Linked DNA regions of Homo sapiens: region 1 is linked to region 2. A link is a loop called in an ENCODE intact Hi-C map of the cell type or tissue named here. Cell type or tissue: ovary. All regions are shown on one strand. Region 1 overlaps LAMA3 (laminin subunit alpha 3). Region 2 overlaps LAMA3 (laminin subunit alpha 3).

Region 1 (2,500 bases), 62 kb after region 2:
AGGTAGGAGAACCATATGAACCCAGGAGTTCGAGGCTGCAGTGAGCTATGATCGCACTACTGCATTCCAGCCTGGGCAACAGAAAAAAAAAAGCCAATTTGATAGAGAAAAATTGTGTATCATTTTAATTTACATTGTTTTGTTTAAACTTTAAAAGAGTTTGACTAATTTTTGTTTAACCGGAAAATGAATTCAACCAGATTTCAAGTAAGGCATAACCACCCTAGACTGGGGTTATCTGAAATGTTTATGGATAAGGTGGGACTTTGGTAGGTCCAAGGGGTTACTAGAACCCAGTGGAGCCAGAAGATGGAAGTGGGAGGCAGGTTAGGTTGGGGAAGCAAGGCAGAAAAGCCCAAGGGGCTGGAAGACACTTGCCATGTGTAGGAGGTGGGGACTGCCTTAGACTGGGGACACTGAGCAGCAGCTAAGGAGCCCAATTCTATGGCAAAAGATGGTAATGGAAGGTTCTTCTGTTTTCCATTTTCCATTTCAGCAAAAGGAGCATTTCTCACACTTGCCTTACACTTATTCAGTTATTCTTTCAATGAAAAATGTATGGAGGTCCTAGTATATATATGTCTGGCACAGTGCTAAGTACTGGAGGCACATTAACAAACAGCACAGACAGTGTCCTCAAGGGCTTTCCAGTCCAGTGGTGGACAGACATCAAAACATGCCATTAAAATAGCGAGAGATGGGAGAACTGGGCTAAGTTGAGCTGCAATTAGGAGGTATATCCAACCAGCGAGAAGGGAAGGATGTGGGGAGTGGGAAAGGATTCTAGGCTCTGAGGTTTAAAAGCCACAGGGGACCAACACCTGGGAGAGGCGTCCTAATTTCATCCTCTTTATGGCTCTTCACAAACAATGAAGCATTAAACAGCAACAGGCTCGGTGAGACATCCATTTGGCAGGCAAAATTTTTAATTAACAGTACTTCTCTCAGCTGATGTTTGTTATATCTGATGTCTCAAGAAAACAAGCTATTATTTCTTTAAAAAATTTTTTGAAGCTTTTTCATGGATAAATGCCATTTTATGTCAACATTTTTCATTTGTTAGACACAGCACCCAGACATCATTCCTGGCACTAGTGATTAACTACACAATGATAAACACAAGGACAGTCAAGGGTGAAAAGCAGGAATATAGATTATGCAGGAGACTAGCTGGATAGAAGCCAGAGTGGCCAGCTGTGGGGAGGGTTTCGCAAAGGCTTTCCAGCCCATGCATGCTCTTACCCCTCTTCTCCCTCAGACACACAGGGCCACACAAGACAAGCCTATTTTCTGCTCTTTATTTGTTGTACCAATGTCATTCGTGAAATCAGGAGGTTTTACTTCAGTCCTTTGGGTTTAGCCACTGCCATAAATTGAGAATAAGAGAACCAGTTATTTCTTATAACCAGTAAGTAATGCTTTGCAAGAGTAAGGAAGAAGTAGAATCGAACTTCCTGAATATTTCTGTGATTTAAATATAAGGTACTTTGTAATTATGCATCTATTACATGGGAAGTTTAGATGTAGGTAAGAAAGACATCAAAAATAAAGTATTCTAGAACACAGAGCTTCTGCATAACATGATCTGTTAGGTAGAATACCAAGCCAGTCACAAAGTAAAGCCCTATTATTAGTATATGACCACCCTGCTTAGTAGACTTAAATAGGCCACCTCAGCCTAGTTACCTTCTGGATTATTAGGGGATACATGGGCCTTCTGCTTTCTTGTAATAATTTCAAATGATGCCAATTAGAAGATGAATATTTTGTCATGTCTTATTACGATAGCTACCCTTCATTGTCTGTTATGTGCAGATATTACGCTAGATTCTTTATTACATTATCTCATATTCACTGAGCAAAATAGGTATTATTAGTCCACTCACTTATTCATTCAACAAATGAATGAATATGTGCCAGGTGACCGTAGGGATATATCAGTGAGCAAAACAGCCCAAAACTCCACATCTTCATGGAGCTTATATTTTCATGGGGGCTGTGGGGGGGACCGGTAAAGAAACTGAAGCACAGAGGGTTACAGCAACAGCCCAAGATCACACTAGTAAGTAGTAGAGATAGGAGTCCAGCCAGATCTTACTGATCCTTTACATTATATCAACAGTGTATCCATGGTAATACATTGGTGAAGTATATTGGAAGTACATGGTAACGTGTATTGGAATTGCCTAATTTTTTTTGATGCAGTGCTTAAATTTGGGGAAATGAGGTAAATACCATATTCCCTTGAGTCTATCAAGTCAATTGATGATAAGACACCACACATCAGTTTAATGACAATTTGGGGGTGACTGGATGGGGAGTGGAACTTTATTAATGGAAATATTGTAATTGACATCCCAACTCCAGGAGCATGAATATGTGCTTATTTGACTTTAAAAAAAAAAAAAAATCAAAGAATCAAGGAAATGTGATCTTTAAACTTGTAAACCAGTAATGAGTTCTCATTACTATACTATCTAGAATAAAAAAGGCTCAGGGC
Region 2 (2,500 bases):
TCTCCTAAAGACTCTTAATTATCAGAACAAATGCGAAGCCTTCATGAGTATGTGGCTTCACCCTTCCAAAGCTTGTATGGGATTTTCCAGCATGAGTCAGAAGTATAGACTTTAGCACTCATTGCCTCACATCATAAGAACTAGCAACTTCACCTGGTTATTGTCTACACTGTCTGGAGATTGTGTAGAACCAAGGAAGAATAACCTAGAAGACAAGCAGATATGGATTTCAGTAAAGTTCTTGGGGGTGGAAAGAGAAGCAAGAGGCTACAGGAGCCACTGCTTCTCCATGACACTCTTTCTGCTTTCTTCTGTGTTAAACCTAAAGCAGGTTTATTCCCACCAAACAGATTGCCTACAACAGAGAACTCTTTGTTCAGGAAAGGCTTTGTCTGCAAACACCTAATAGAATAGCCAGAGAAGCCATGGGGAGTTGGAAGGATGAAACCTGTTCTCTGAGACAGCCCTCTTTGCTATGTGCTTTAAGGCCTGCTTTGCTTCATGGCAAGGTCTTTTCAAAATAGAGTCCTTGGGAAAAGCTTGATTTCATGCTCTCAAGTGGAAAACATAAAGCTTTTCCTTCAGGCACAACCCTGTTTATTGGCCATGTTAGCAAATCTTAGGAAAGTCGCTTAATTCCAATCCTGTCTCTTCCAGTCCTGCCAGTTGCTTCTTCCATACAACAGGGACAATACTTATCTTAATAGGTCCTTCCAAATTGGGATCTTACAAGGATAACATGAGGGATTGTTCTTTCCATTCAAGACAACAAAGGAACATCAGAAGGTCTCTGCTCTTCTTGCATCTTCTTAGTAGGAAGCTTTATTGCTTAAAAAAAAAAAAGTTCAAGAATGTTTCACAGATGGTAGAAATGAGGCAGAGGAAAATTCCATTGATACTAGTAACGGGTACAAAGTTGGACTCACGGAAAGTAGAAGTTCATTATAAAAGTTACTGTTTAGGCATGGAAGATGCCTAATGACATTATCATTAGGCATCATAAGGGTGCCTATGATCAACCTTTACTATTCTATTATCTGTGAGACTATAAAGTCATGAGGAGAGAGGAGACATGGTCCCAAACTCAGCAAACTTACTAGTAGAACAGTAACCCTTTTAAAATTTAAACCTACTGAGTCCCCTCAGCCACAATCTCTTACTTTTCCCCTCCTATACATTTCTGTCTGAGGAGAGAAAAAGCTTTGTGGTCTGTGTATGAGCTCTTTGCCCTCCCCTCTTCCCTCTGCAGATATGTGCTGCTGTCAGGACGGCTAGGGGCTGTCAATCATTCACCTCCCAGAAGCCTGCAGCTCTGCTCTTTCCTGAAGAGCTGCTTAGCTGAATTTACGTTGTGGGCTTTGTTTGGCACACTCAGTGGAACATGTTCTTCCTCTCGTTTCTTGGGACAGGCAGTAGGCCAGTTCCATTCTGTGAATCACCAAGATCACAAGGCATTGCTTTTTATACCGTGCCAGTTGAGCGTTACTCGGGTGTGGGAGTAGAAAGTGATCCACATTCAGTGTTCTGTACTGCTGAAGGCAACCAGCATTTCCACAGAACATTTCATCAGTTGACAATTTATTATCTTTGTTAATTTGTGAATTTATAAACAACCAAGGAGAGACAGTAAAATCTCTCTTGAAACTTGAAGAATAAAACTGTTCACACTGACAAGTTTCTCTCTGATACATAAAGAATCTTTGATGAGTGGTTCTTTGTGTTTCGGTGAGTCGGGATGAAGAACAAAGCAGTTGATATGGAGAGTTTAACTAGCGACTTCACCTGGTTATTATTGATTTAACTAGTATGTTTGATTATTTTCTATCCAAAGTAGGGCTACCATCAAAATGAATGATTCTCCTTTTGGTCTTTATTTTCTAGGATTACCTGGTGCTGCTCCCCAGGGACTACTATGAAGCCTCTGTACTGCAGCTGCCAGTCACAGAACCATGTGCCTACGCAGGACCTCCCCAAGAAAAGTCAGTGTGGGGCAGAAGGTGCAGCCGCATCATTGGGGTCCTCTAAATTAGGAGCCTTTAATGCAAGCTTTCATGAGGTGTCTCAGGATCACAACGACAGCATGATGCTCTGGATAATTAGTTGTTATCTTCCTCTATGTCTTACTTGTGTTCTTCAAGTAAGATTCACAAAGCACTTTGCACACCATAGCTGGCTTAGGAGTGGCTACCACCCTCCAGCATGTGGGAATGTTGATGCATGCCCAAGTCAATGCCCTCAAGGTCAGTCATACATCTGGTGGGAGGAAGAGCTTAAAATAGAAGCCAGGTTTGTGGACCTTTGTTTCTTCTCTTCCCCATGCAGATGAAAATTTATTGCTTAATTCTTGTAGCAGACACTTAATAAGAGTTTATTGAAGGATGATGAATGAATGAGTGAACTGAATGACTGAGAGTCTTTGGGGATGTACTTTGATATTCCGTTTGATGTTCTCAGTTGTAACTATTGATTCCATTGTTGTTGCTGTTGTTGAAGTTGCTTA

The links. Hi-C counts contacts between places; a loop is a spot of excess contacts. Peaks named below come from ENCODE experiments on the same cell type or tissue, not always from the same donor. Only the 100,000 strongest peaks of a DNase experiment are listed, where the experiment ranks them.
Region 1: a loop joins it to region 2, with 12 times the contacts of the local background. A loop is called at or near these places in 24 of 110 quality-filtered maps.

The regions. Positions count from the first base shown.
Region 1 is chr18:23,886,544-23,889,043 of GRCh38, forward strand. The region is part of intron 41 of LAMA3 (laminin subunit alpha 3); the gene reads left to right. Among named protein-coding and RNA genes, the nearest start is that of LINC02958, 95 kb to the right of the region's middle. In ovary, no CTCF peak of the experiment used is centred here; a DNase peak (open chromatin) is centred at 1,198.
Region 2 is chr18:23,824,821-23,827,320 of GRCh38, forward strand. It overlaps LAMA3 (laminin subunit alpha 3), which reads left to right. Exons shown (of 75, transcript NM_198129.4): 22 at 1,882-1,979; 23 at 2,494-2,500. Among named protein-coding and RNA genes, the nearest start is that of LAMA3, 140 kb to the left of the region's middle. In ovary, no CTCF peak of the experiment used is centred here; a DNase peak (open chromatin) is centred at 1,361.